Linked DNA regions of Mus musculus: region 1 is linked to region 2. The links are chromatin contacts, found by Hi-C or POLR2A ChIA-PET in ENCODE. All regions are on one chromosome and are shown on one strand. The core of a region is the stretch at or near the end of the contact, and the rest is flanking DNA. Distances in the headings are between cores, read along the strand shown. Region 1 overlaps Ext1 (exostosin glycosyltransferase 1). Region 2 holds the start of Ext1 (exostosin glycosyltransferase 1).

Region 1 (7,613 bases), core at 4,304-6,803, 35 kb before region 2:
CCGTTCTCTACTTACTGTTCTACAGCATGCCAAATACAACAGGGTGATCCCAGGAAGAGACAGGCCGAAAGCCTGCCTCTAAGAACAATGCACTAATACCAATATCATTTTGTAAAGAGTAGCTATAACCCCAGAACAAATACAGAAAATTTACAACAATACTCCTGCAGGGTAGATTCACAAACCCCCTTTACCCATGAAAATGAGGCTTCTAGGCAAAAGTGTGTTCATGTGTAAAGGGAAGTCAATGGCAGATGTAACTAATTATGTCCAAGTTTAAAGTGCTTACAGAAGAAACCTTAGATTTGTGGCTGAACTTCAGTGGTCTCTGTGTGTGTGTGTGTGTGTGTGTGTGTGCGCGCGCGCGCGTGTGTGTATACACATGTGTGTGTACACATGTGTGTGTGTACATGTGTGTGTGTACAGGATAGACACACACACAAACAGAGAGAAGGATATGTCTATTTTTAAAGGTATCTATGAAAATAAGAGAAATTCTTTCCAGTACAATTATGTTTCAATATCCTCAAAATAAAACTAATCTTTGGTCTAAGAGTATTTTAAGGGCTGAAGATACAGCTCAGCAATTAAGAACATTAGCTTCTCTATCACCAAAGGACCAACTTGCACATCCAGTTCTAGGGCAGCAGACACTGTCTCCTGGTTTCCTCAGACACTGCCTGCTTGTGTCTACACAAACACACACGTAAAGCAAAATATACATTCAAATGAAATAAAATAAAAATAAAGTTTGCAAAAAGGAACATGCTAGCATAAATTAAAGCAAGACTACTTTTAGATACATCAGAAGGTGAAATTAATTGGGCCTTAACCAAGAATTTAGAGAAATCACTATGAGAAACTGAAACTGATTCACAGAGAAAGAATTCACACCAGTTTTGGATTTCTGGATCAACAAACATCAGTAATAAATGGTAACAGCTAAAGTGAATTTAATTACCCTAACACCACAACAGAAAGTTAGGAAATATTATCTGTTATACTGTACAAAATGCCATACTAGACTAAATATGAATAATCTAAACACAAGTAAGAAGTTGGGGGGGGGAGGAGATTAAGGTTATTCTGGGGCATTCCCTTGGAATGCATGCACTAAATTGAGATTACCTACTATCAAGGGAACCTGTGGAGTGGTTCTCTCCAGTGCCACTCAAAAAGGAATTCAAGGGGTCCATGCTTCAGTAAGGGGCAAGAGACTTTCCACAAAATGCATAACCTAATACAAAATAAAAAACCGTATAAAACAGTCAGGATATGGGTGCTCCAGGGCCTGTTATAAAACCTCAATTTGGGATCCTGACCCTTTCAGAGTAAATATTAATTTATTTGTATAAAAGTAGCTTTTATGAACAAAACAGCCTCTCATTTCAATTGTGCAAGTAGGTGTAGTAAAGAAAATTAAGCTGCAAAAAGTGAGAATTTAAATAAATAAAAATAGTGTCACTAAAAACCACTTTAGTCTGCAAATGATTCCATCACTCAAGTTTTGTAAATTGGTAGGTAAGCAATTCCCACTGTCTGTCAGTGCTTGCATCCTTTAGAATGAATAACTAATTGGAGAACACATAATTTTGCCAGTGCTTGGTCTAGGGGACCATTTTTATAGACTGCCAACTAATGACAGCACCTTTCAGGCGACACTGTATTAATATGTGGTAAAATTACATAGTTCTTTGCTTATTGACACTATATGACAAAGTCCTTTCATGTTGTCTAGAATATAAGGCAGGATAATGAGGAGGTGAGTTTTTACTGTTAATATCTCCACCACAGGAAATGATAGTTTTGTTTATTTTCTTCCGAAGACAACAAATTGGGTGCTTACCAGTGGAAGGTAAGGCTATAAAGGGGACGCTTCAATTAACAACTGAAAAGCCATACCTTTCACTTGAGATCTGTCTCCTTATGCTTCCTCCCATCTATCCATGGTAGAAATATTCCATGAAAGACTTATAACACACATCCATACATCATACAATAATTTTAAAAGCCTACCAAGGCAGAAACGAGCCCTTTCTGTATAGTTAAAACAGGTCTTGTTTGGTGGAAAAAACGTAGCAACATCCTAAGTATTTTCAATACACAAGAGCTCCCACTTACTGACCATCTATCTATTGCACAGAAAGTATCTCAGTCTTTATAATCTACTTTTTTTCTGCCTAGAAACTCTGAAGGGTTAAGCAACTTGCCTAACAATCTATAAAGGGGGAGGGGGGGTGGAACACAGAACAAAACCCACAAAAAAACAAACAAACAAAAGCCATCCAGATGAAATTCCAAGTCTTTTTATTTTCCCCCAGAATACAACATGTCTACACTTTGTCACACTCACCAAAGGGCCAAAAATCATAAAGAGGAAGAAATTAATCAGAGCTCATTTGGAGCAAAAAAATAAAAACAAAAACAAACCTGCCTCTCTGGCTTGGATTCCTTATCTGCAAAGAATAGAAAAGACTAGCCCCTGAAAGGTACAGGCAGGGATTTTGTAATAGTTGGGTTCTGAGACCATCACCAGAGACCAGGCAGAGACTTGGTCATCATAAAATATAAGCAGAAAGGACAACACGTGATCACAAATAGAAGGGATTGTTCTGGAGCAGATCAAAGAATCACAGGAAACAACTCTCCAGCCCCCTAAAGACACTGGAATTGTTACAGTAGCATCTCCATTTCCATTTCACAACCACCCTGTTTAATTATATATTTACACTGTTACCTAATTATCTGACCCAACAAGACTCTCACCTCCCATAAAAAGAGGCCCTTTCTCTTACTCTCCCTTCCTAGACCCCTGCCGTGGGTGACTAAACTCTCAGGACTTGTTGGCTTACCACAATTAACATTTGCAGTGCAAACGTTACTTGAAGAAAACATAACAGGAAGAGATCAAAAGCAATATGGAGACCGGTTTGTTCTATAGATGGAGGTAGCTGAACATTTTTTTTTTTTCTGTGCACCCAGCCTAATCAGTTCAACATCTGTTTGCAGGTGTGGCAGGGTGTGCGGGAGGCACTGAGCAAAATCTTTCCAGACAGCTTCCTGGTATAAGAGAGAGACAGGAAGACAGTGCTGCTGGAAACTCTTACTCAAAGAGACCTGCTAATGAATCAACCCTAGCTCAAGGCAGGTAGGTCTAAAAGGGTGAATCGGAGGTCTCTGACCTACTACTCTTGTCGACAAACCAGAAAGGCTAAGGACAAGCTTACCAAATTAGGCTGAAGTCTTATGTGCGTGGTACTATGTTTCAGGGCAGAATCCAATGGTTATCCCATCCAGCTAAGAACTTGGGAGAAACTCTATTCAGGATTTTTAAATATACATATGTAAATATTCCACCCAATAGGCCAAAGAACCAATTCATACAATAATCCTTGTAGAAATTAATGAAGAGATTCTAGTTGATTTAAGTATGCCATGGACTGTGACGTAAGTTTACATACACATCAGCTAGCTAATTGAATTTTAGGTCTCTTAGGGAGACTTAAATGAGGTAGGAGAGCATCAAAGATAAGGGAGCACTTACAAAGAGCTAGAGGGTTAACTCAGCCTGCTCCATCCACAGCATAGAACATCCACACCCATGTCAAGCCAGGTATGGCGCCCCGCACTTAGAACCTTGTACTGGAGAGGCAGAGACAGGAGATCCCTGGGGCTCACTAGGATCTAGTCATACTGCCTCAAAAAGCAAAAGGAACCTAGTGGCGGAGGCTCTCAGGAGGCAGAGACAGGCAGATTTCGGAGTGTGAGGCCAAACCAGTTGGTCTTCAGAGTTCCAAGAGAAGGGCTACACAGAAAAACTCCCGTCTTGAAAAACTAAAAAACAATGACCAAGGTAAATGGTTTCTTAGGAACAAAATCGGAAGCTAACTTACAACGTCCTTATGCACGTGTGCTCACACACACACACACACACACACACACACACACACACAGAGGAATTCAGGGAAACGTAACCAGAAATGCTTTCCTCAGTGTTCACCCTGAACGACGCCTCCCTGACAAGATCTCACCTGTGCTCCCATTCTGTGCTTTCAATGGCCCTTCCTGTACCTAAGGCTAGTGGCTTACCTCACCCAGTAGGGTTTTTCCACTGTACCCTTATATGAAGGTAAACACAAGCCCTACAAGAACCTATGGTCAGAATAACACAGGAGGTGCCTACAGAATTTGTTTCTCAACTTGCAAAATGTTTGTAACGTTTCTCTGTAAAAACACATACATACACATATACTTGGCCTTTCCAAAACAAACAAACAGGACTTCCACACATGTCTGCTTCTGCTACCCAATTTAAAACATTTCCGTTTCACCAAGAAGACAGTGAAGTGAAGCGCTAGCTTAGAAGCTACAATGACAAGACAGGAGACGGGTTAGGCCTAGTCCACCCTTCTGAGTCGGGAAGAGAGAGCAGGAGGGACGGCTGTCAGTGAAAACTGCACCAAGGAGAAAGAGGACTTGGTTCAACAAAACAAAGCATAGCATCGTGCCGGCTGTCCAAGCATGACCACCTCAATTTGTAGGCCCAGCACCTACTTATTAAAACCTCCTGTAATCCCAGAGCTAGAGAGGAGAAAAGAGCAGAATATCAACAACCAACTGGGCAGAATCCGTTGACTCCAGGTTCAACTGGAGTTGTTGACTCTCAAGCAGTACAGTCAACAGCAATTTCAGAGGCCCAGTTTTGACCAAGGGCTTCCACGTTAGCACATGCACTTGTGCACGGGAACATGTGCGGTCATAAGTAATGCACAAGCGAAATAAATAAAATTGGATCAGACTGAAGAATTTCAGAAAAAAATGGCTTAAAAACTGTATAATGTATGGCTAACGTTTATTAAGCAATTACTATATCCAAGAGCGGTATCAAACATGAGTCTTTCCATGTTTAATCTTTGAAAGACTTCTGAGGTGGGCAAGCCCAGGCATGTATGATTCTTTGGCAGCAGACAAGGTTCTAAGCTGGACCCTTTCTTCTCCGCTAACCCTTGAGCTCTCCTCCTTGAGCCCCCTCTCCCAGCCTCACCTTTTCCCACACAAGGGTAGACAAAGCACACAGGAATAAAAAGAAATTCAGAATGGGGGTTGGGCACTGAGAGAAGGTCTCAGCATGAGAGGGAGAAATTCCTTAAATAAAAGCTAGGATGAGGGACTCGGGGGAAGAAGGTTGGGGCGTAATCTACCAATAGCGAAAGTGCGTCTCTCTACGATAATCACAAAAGTTCAGGGGTTGCTCCAGACACGGTAAATCTTTGAGCGTCTTCAAAAGTCATTTTCTGTCGCAGACATTCGCCCTCTTCCCTGTTACAAAGAGAAAGGAGGCAGCGACCCATGAAGTGTCAGGAATGCATCCGAGGGAGCCCCAGCTAAGTCTCGGGGAGGCCTTTGTGCTGCTGTGAAGTTCAAAGGAATTGAGCGGCTGAGGAGTTGGAGGCAGAGCACAACTGGGAGGAGCACTCAGCGACCGAGAGAGGCTGAGCCCGGTGCCAGACCTCGCAGCGGACCTCAAAGCGTGCACTGCACCCACCCACCCACCGTCCAGCTGCTGGGGAGTCCTGGGAGAGCGGGAGGAGGGGGCATGAGCAGGGGTGGGGGTAGGGGGCAGGCGAGATTCCCTCCAGACTCCTTCGGAACTCAGTAAGCCCAGCGTTGTTCAGGGATCCCTCCAGAGGGTGAGGGGCCAAGATATTTACATTGCTCCAAAAGGAAGGGGGAGGGGGACCCACGGCTGCGAGGCTGGGAAAGAAAGCAAAAGAAAACAAACTGTCCTGGCCATTAAATATTCATGACAGCAGCCTTGCTAAGTTCTAATGGAAAGAAAGCACATAAATCCCTTTATAACTGTGTTAAATGGAAGGAAAAAAAAATGGCCGAGGGTCACAGCACAGGGCCAACTGGAAATGGATGAAACTGTAGCTCCAGAGGACCTCGAGCTCAAGAAGGCTGGCTGCCGGGGTTCTAATAAGTATTTAGTAGGTGTGGACGCTGGTGCCATTCATTCCTCCCTTCCACAATAAACCACAGCTCAAAGGGTGGGTTTTCAATTACCCTACACTCCTTGAGGGGCATTTCGTCTCTCGAAAGCACATTCCCTCAACTGGAGGGTCCTGGGTCTGTGTGGCGGAGGTTGCCGTTTTGAATCTTGCTGTACTTGGTTTAAGTCTTGAAACCATCCTGATGAAGAAAATGAAGATCCAATAATCTAATCAACGACAGATTTCCCAGTGATGCGCAAGGGAATCTTCAGCATGCAGGCTGGGGGGCTGCAGAGACCAGGCTAAGCCCAGTGAAGGAAGGATAAATAAAGGAAGCTAGCCCTAACTCATTCCAGGCCTCCTACCTTCAGAATGTGTGCAATATCCGCTACTCACACGCCAGCCTTCCGAAAGGCTGGTGGACCGTCCTAAAGAAGCAACAGGAAGGACAGGCCATGTAGCCCCGTACACTAAACCGTGTTACTAAGAACTCAGATTGCTCCTTACTTATAGGGAACAAGTAAGCTTTTGAAAGCCGAGTTGATACTTGCACAGCAGGCGGCAAATGTTCTACCTTTCTTGGTGGTTTTGGGTTTTATTAATGTAGTTTTACATCGTTTATGGGGAGGAGAGAACAAGAACACACGGTTATGCTTCAGACTGCGGCTTAGATTTATCCGTTCCCCGCTAGCATGGCTCAGGGCAGACACACATAACCCTGAAATAAACATGACACAATCCCAAAAGGTCCTTGAAGGAAAGTCAGAAGCCCTTAACACAGAGCTCCGCGACCTCAAAGGCCACAAAACCCAAACTGGGCTACTTTAGAAGTAAACACGGGGCCTGCAGGGTAGAGCGCTTGTTGTACAGGCATGAGGACCAACTCTCCAGCACCCGCGGAAAAGCAGGCGGTGGTGACGGGTCCGATGGGGGGGGGGGGGCGGCAGGATGGGGAGACTAGCAAGCGGAAGTACATAATTTCAGGACTCACAGAAAGCTGGTTCTTGCCTAAGTGGAGGGTTTCAGGTTCAGTAAAGACCTTGTCTCCAAACACTAAGAAGGATGACAGAGGAGGACACTCAGTGTGGACCTCTGGCCTCCTCGTGCACATGCAGAGGTGGCATGGGAACAAGCCCTGGTGCCCACATACTGTGCATATACTACACACATGCAGTAAATAAACAAATTATTAAAAAATGCAAAGTTTCATCGTCAGTGTTTCAGGAGCTAAATCTTACAGTCTCCATTGGATTCATCCTGCAGAAGGAATAGAATACGATCTAGTGTGATATGTGACCATCATCCATTGCAATCAATCAAGCTTAGTTATCTAGTGGGATGTGTGACATCATCCACTGCAACCAAGCTTGGTTTCCATTCTGGGGTACAGGTATCACTGGCTGCTTTGGTTCAAGTGCATCTCCCTCCTTACCTAAATACCTTACCTCCTTTACCTAAATACCTCCCTATTTACCTAATGGATTGGGGTGGGGGGAGTTTAGTGGTGGTGGTGGTGCTGTGTGTGTGTGTGTCACACGTCATGGTGGGCAACTTGATGGAGGACAACTTGCAATCGTTAGCTCTCTCTCCTTCTACCATGAGTCAAGGGAATCGAAGGCC
Region 2 (6,762 bases), core at 1,225-3,724:
AGATAAAGACAAAGAAGAAAGGGAAATCTAAATTAGTAAGGGTAGTTCACTGCAGTGGGCCTGAGGCCCAGATTTTAAAGTTTCCCCAAGAAAGAGAGGGCTTATAGGAATGAATGAATGAATGAATGACCCTAACCAGCTTACACTCTACCCTTCATAAACATCAGTGCTGTAGAGGAAGTAAGAGGCAGTCACAAGTTGGGAAGGTAAAAATGAAAATATTCTAGGAATCAAGAATCTAAAGCTTAGGGGGGAAGGTGCAAATTTAAGCCTAGCCAACTGCACAGAGAACAGGTACCCATGTTCTTGAGAGAAACAGACAAAGCCCAGGGGTCAGAGTCTGTGGACTTGCGTAGAACATGTGTCTCTCTGAGTCGTCACAAATACCCTTTAGTACCCTTTCCAAAACTTGGATCCGAGCCCCCATAATGCGCCAAAGACACATGGGTCCTGAATGGTTTTCAAAGTATCAGGAAGATTCCCTTCTTCACCAACTTGACTGGAGAGAGTACTCTTGTCGAGTTTGCCTGAGAAGCCCAAGCTCACCCCACACACTTGAACCCAGCCGCTGGATCCCAAGGAAGCAACAGAACTGAGGGCTTCTGTCTCCACCCCGCATCCCCCACCCTCCCACCTGGACTCAGGTATCCAGGGCCCAGGGCCGAGCCTCGAAGGGAGGCAGCCCTTACTCACTTCTCATACTCGGTGTTGTCTCTGTCACAGCGAGAATCCTTGTGCTTTTGCCAGTCTTTGCCATGCTTGCAGGTGGTGAGGAGCAAGACGTCCTCCCCGTTATGGACGTGATATAAGGCATTCCTGGTGTCTGACCCTATCCCTGTCAGGTACCGCTTCCCCTTGAATACCAGCATGTACTTCCTGAGAGGAGGGATGGTGTTAAATTTCAAAAACCCCCTCTCCCCTCCTGTCCTGGGATGATCCTTAGAAAAGAGGGGAATAGAAACATCAAAGTTTGGTCGGAAGTTTTCAGTACTGATGCTGGCTTTGGCCAGCATCGCCTGGCCGATGTCAAACCCCACGTCCTCAGTGTAGTCAGGCCAAGTGCCAGAATATAAATTAAAAATTAAATGATTCCTACCATTGTTCCACAAGTGGAGACTCTGCACTTTGGATCTCAAATTGTGCACATACTGAGGTGATAACTGGTCTCTGTCTAAAGTATCCAGACTCAAGACAAAGAGGCACGCCTGGCTGGGGTCCGAGGTGTAGAACCTGGAGCCCTCGATGGCCGCTAGAATGTTTTGGTAACTTTCGGCGATTTTCTCCCCTTTCTGCTGCGGGTACACGTAGACTTTGAAGCCGTTTTTCTTGCAAAGGGTGAAATCGAAGCAGGACTCCATGCGGCACTTCTTGCCTTTGTAGATGCTCGAGTTGGCGTCTCGCTTCTGCCGGGGGGAAATGTGCACGCTGGAATCCTCGTTTTCCAATTGATCCCAAGGAAAGAAAGGGCGCAGAGCGTCCGGGAAGCGGGGCCAGAAATGATCCGGACTGGGCTGGTGCAAGCCATTCCGACCACTGTGCTCTTCTCTCCGGCTGTGGCTCCTCGATGCCCTAAACTGCACGCCTCCAAAATAAAACAAAAGGGCGAGACAAGAGCCAGCTGAGAGCAGGATGAAATAGCGTTTTTTGGCCTGCATGTGTCCTGCCTGGGTCAAGAGGATTGTAAATAAACACAAGAATCACCCAAGTTTCCCAATCAACACTTTCAGCTCCAGTCCGCCATCTTCCCGCCTGTAAAGACTTCAAACTCTCCGCTCCCACCTTCTCTGGATGCCTTTCCCCAAGCCGTGGACTGATCCAGCGCATGTGGGCGATTTCTTTAACTTTCTCCCCTTCGGTCTTTCATCTTTGGGCTGCACAATGCACGGGAGAGAGCCGGGCAGAAGATCTCGCACCCAGGGCGGGCGAACAGCGGACTGTAATTTTCTTGCATGCAACAAGACGGAGGAAAAGAAAGAGAGCAGGGAAGAAAAAGCTCCCGATACCCAATCAATGGCAAGACGAAGTGACTGCCTCTCCGCTCGGATTCCTCTCGGCGGCGTGGAGAACGAGCCCGGGGAAAGCAACTTCAACTCATCCACACTCCGGTGCAGAGCACTACGGTTCCAACAAGTCAATCCGCCCCGGCTTCAGCCGGCTAGTGCATCTTGCAGCTGGGGCGCCGTAACCTCACAAATCCCTGCATGTCTCTTTATTCCCTTCTGCAGCGGCTCCCACACTCCGCCGGTGTTTACTCCTGCGCTCACGGGGCCGGCTCCCCGGGCGCGCGGCGGCCCGGCCGGCGGCACGAGGCGGCGCGGGGCGGCGGCGGCGGCGCGTCCTCCCCGCGGGCAGTGCCGGCCCCGAGCGGTGCTTCGCAGGCCCCGCGCTATCACTGCCGACCGCCGCGTTCGGTCGCCGAATGTTACCCGGTTCTGAATGTTACACTTACACATTCCATTCCCGACACGACAGCGCTGACCTCATCCATCCACGCAGCCCGCGCTGCCATTGGCCGGGCGTCACGTCCGGGTGGGGCGGGGCTTCCGCTGCGCCCATTCATAACCCCCGGCGGCCGGCAGAGGCGCCGGCGCGGCGCGGCGCGGCGCGGGCGCGGGGACCCAGGAGCGCACGGGCGGCGGGCGGAGCGCTAGCCGGCCGGGCGTCGCCCACCGCCGGCCTTCTGCACGCCGGGCCGGGAATGCAACCCGGACCAGACGGGCCCCAGAGGCGCGGGAGGAAGTGTGGGGACGTGGCCAGCAGCCCGCTGCTCGGGATGCCCCGGGTCTCCACGAGCCGGGAACGCCTCCCCGCCGGGAGGCTGAGAGGACCGGTTCCTGGAGAAGGATGCCTTGAAAATGGAGAAGCGAGGGGAAGGGGGGTGGGGACTTCATGGAAAGCGAGCGCAGGTCGGGATGTCTCTCCCCCCACACTTGGACCCGCTGAGGACCAATTTTTTGGTGGGTCTTGTTTTTAACGTTTAAGTGGTCTTTCTAATTCCCCTATGTAATCCACCTATTTTTCTGTCTTCCTCGCCGAGACACCCTAATCCTCAACAATAAGGAGGAATTGTCACAGTCCGATGGATCTGTGGCTGAGTGTGAGAAGACACCTCCTAAAGCCATCTGATCTGCGTGCCCTCTCTTCCATTCCCGAATCCCTCCCACCTGTTCTATTCACTGATATTGGGCCGGGAGGGATCTAATGGCTGAAAAGAAAGCCATTTCATTTTGCCCCCATCGGTGTTGTTATTCTTCCTGAGGTGGTATTTTTAAGATGTCACCTGGCCCTAGCTGTAGAAGGGAACCTTTGAAGCAAAAAAAAAAAAAAAAAAAAAAATGTATTTACAATAAATGTGCCACGGTTCCTTCAATTGACCTTCCTTCTGTCGACTCCCCTGCCCCAAGCCCCTGTCATTCTGAGTGAACTTAATTGGATGATTCTGAAAGGAACCTCCAGGACCTCCAAGCTGTGCTAGACTCCCAAGCATTACCTGGCCTCACAGCCTGAATTCTGGCTTAGAACACTTACCCACCCTAGCCTCAGAGCCTGGCCAAGCTGGACAAGCAGTTGCCTAGGGCAGCAAGCTGTTTAGTGATTGTTTATTGTGGGAGTGAGTGAGCTGGGAGCAGACACATCCCTACCTCCCTCGGGCTACTGAAAACCCCAGCCGGTTGTGTACCCATGGTATGGTTATAATAAGGCAGAGTGGAAAGTTTTCAACCTTTGTTGTTTCAGATTTGTTTGAATAAAGAAGGGAAGAGATATTGGGTGGGATATTTTGGTACATTCTGAAACCTCTGCCCATTTTGAACCTGCCAAAGATGAAGTAGGTTTTCATGATTTACTTTGTCCCCACCACAGGATTTAGAGAGGCCTGAAACAAGAGTAAGGGTTCAGTCATTTTCCGAGCAGGATGAAAACGGTTCAGGTAAAGGTAGAGATTAGAGCCACAAGTGACCCCAGGTCTCAGGGGGATTGCAATGAACAGTCTTCAAGACAGAGCTCTTTGTGTTGAGATCTGGCTGTCAAACAACCTGCACCCTGTAGAAGATAGGACTCTTCTTATCCTGCATTGGCAAAGTCTCTTGCTTTTCTTGTCTAACTGTGGTTCCCTCAGCTCACAGCACATCTTTGCATTCAGTTCATTAGTGGTTGATGTTGTAGGAGAAAAATGGTACTGAAAGTGAGGGGAAACACGTTCAGCCCGTGTTTCTGCAATTGAACCTTAGGAATAATGATCTCGGCTTACTCTCAGCTTCTCATTGATGAAGTGATGTTTTAGAGTAATGTTTTTTGTTTTTGTTTTTTTAATCAGCCAGTCTCAGTTTGTAATGTAATCCATTAACACTCCTACCCTATTTTTTCACTAGATCTACTCACCTATTATATCTTTATTTAATATTTATTTAATGTGTAGCGATGTTTTGCCTGGATATATGTACGTGCACCACCTATAAGCCTGATACTCATGGAAGTCAGAGCAGGATGTCAGATCTGGAACTGGAGTTGTGAATGGGTGGGGACCATCCTGCTGGGGTTGGAAATTGAACTCTGGACTTCTTCAAAAGCAACAAGTGCTCTTAGCTGCTGGACATTTCTCCAGCCTTAGTTTCGTTCCTTTTCTTTTCTTTTTCCTGTTTAATCAGAATGAATAGTCTTAGTATTTTAAGATTTATTTTTAAGTGTGTGTGTGTGTGTGTGTGTGTGTGAATGCAGGTAACTGTGAAGGCTAGAGGCATCTGATCCTCTTAGAGCTACAGTGTTAAGTGGCTGTGAGCCACACAATTTACATGCTAAGTATTGAATGTCTACTCCTCTCCCAGAACATTGTCTGCTCTTAACCACTGAGCTAGGTCCCCAACCTTACTCTTCTGTTTTAATCCTTAGGGCCTGGGGTGGTTCCTGGATTTAGGTAGAATTCAAATACTGAATTGAATGAATTAATGAATGAGTGATTAAAATTTGACTTAAGGTTCCAAGGGAAGGTCTCTTAAGGACAGACAACAAAAGCAAAAGTAATTGACTCATCTAAGAAAACATCCAGCACAGCAAAGATGAGAATCAACAGGATGAAAAGGCAGCATAGGGAAGGAGAACAGAGCTTCAGACTATATATCAAAAGGAGGTTAATATCTAAAATATACAAGGGCTTTATTAAACTCAATAGCAAAAATAAAAAATGGGCGAAGGATTTAAATAGACATTTTCACAAAGAAGGCATACACGTGCCCCATGGGTATATTTAAAAGTTTCAGCATTACTAATCATCACAGAAATGCAAAGTAAAGCCCCAAGAAGATGCCCACTCAATACCTACTAGAATGGCTATGTCAAGAACACACGAAGTAGCAAGTTTTGAAAGGGGCATAAAGAAAAGGGAACTCACTTTTCACTGGTGTACTTTAGTAAACAGTATAAAGGCTTCCTCAAACCATTAAAAGTAAAAGAAACGATGTCACATAATCCAAAAATACCAGTCCTTGACTTGGTATTAAAGCCAAACGCACTGAGATTACTAGATCATAGAGGTGTTGGTGTTGCTATTTTCATTGTGGCATTTTCCACAATAGTCAAAACATAAAGACAATGTAGGCTTCTGTTCATTGATGAATGGATCAAAAATGTGCATATGAAATAGAACATTACTTAGCCATAAGAGGAAGGGAAATTTCAATTTGCAACAATGTATATAAATTTGATAACCAATATACAAAATGAAGTAAGCCAGAAAATGAAATACAAATACTTCATGATCTGGCCTATATATTGGATCAAAAAACCTTGAGCTCAGGCTACAGGTGAGTGGTAGAGCATTGGCCCAGAATGCAAAATGTTCAATTATTTGTATCCTCAAAACAAAATAAGTTACAACCTCAATTTAAACATATGTATATGTATACACACATATATTACACATATATATTACATGCATAACAACAATTAATGAAAAAGAAGCCATGAAATCAAAGGAGAGCAAGCAGGTATATGGGAGGGAGCAAAAGGAAGGGGAAATGATTTAATTACATTCTCAAAAAATAAAGAAAACATTAAAATGTATTTGAACTCAAAAATGAAGGGAGTAGAAAAGAGTTTGACAGGACTAAGGTGAAAATGGAGAGATATTGATTGAATACATGAACTTGCAGCAATACGCTAAATAAGTGTTGGGCTCTCGGCACAGTGACTATAGTTAACAACACTGTATTGTCCAAAATAGCAGTATGCATTTGTAATTCCAGCTCTGTAGAAATGCAGGCAGGGTGGTCAGTAGTACAAGGCCATCCTTTGGTATATAATGAGTTTATGGCCAGCCTGTACTACAGGAAACCCTGTCTTTAAATAAAGACAAGAGAAAATGAGAAAAAAAATAGCATCGACTGGGTTATATATAGATCATCCTCTATTTGTGATAGGATCGGGGACCAAAACACTCATCTTAACACTCTTTTACCTACTGAACAATGTCGCTTAGCCACAGAACACTTTAGAGTATCTATTCCTTTCTTCTGTGACCCTGAAGCCATGAGCAGCTACTAGCCATTCTTGCTTTATTTAACATCGTAAGGTAAGATCACACCATGTCTTATTCAAATTCAGAACAAAATTCAAAGTTTGATTTATGTGAAATATGCATTGCTTCCATACCATCATAAAAATATATTCATTTCATTAAGTTGAGCCATTGGAGGTGGGGGCACTGCCTCTATTTAGAAGTTGCTTAAATAATAGTTCTTTTCACTATTGAGGGTGATGCGGAACCTA

The links. A loop is a pair of places that touch in the nucleus more often than their neighbours do. ChIA-PET counts read pairs that join two places held with the same protein, here RNA polymerase II (POLR2A).
Region 1: a loop to region 2 is called in a map of heart, with 2.0 times the contacts of the local background. The contact joins the enhancer-like site here to the promoter of Ext1 in region 2. A Hi-C loop is called at or near these places in 4 of 37 maps with a recorded cell type or tissue (adrenal gland, heart and regulatory T cell). POLR2A ChIA-PET finds 5 or more read pairs at or near these places in 4 of 5 experiments (Patski and embryonic stem cell).

Annotation. Positions count from the first base shown.
Region 1 is chr15:53,305,717-53,313,329 of GRCm38, forward strand. The region is part of intron 1 of Ext1 (exostosin glycosyltransferase 1); the gene reads right to left. Among named protein-coding and RNA genes, the nearest start is that of Ext1, 37 kb to the right of the region's middle. Within about 2 kb of position 5,554, at least 2 of the 3 ENCODE cell types and tissues checked have a DNase peak (open chromatin) inside an H3K27ac peak, as active enhancers do; they include heart, where a contact is called at or near this core.
Region 2 is chr15:53,343,709-53,350,470 of GRCm38, forward strand. Ext1 (exostosin glycosyltransferase 1) reads right to left here and starts at 2,475. Exons shown (of 11, transcript NM_010162.2): 1 at 694-2,475. The coding sequence starts at 1,655.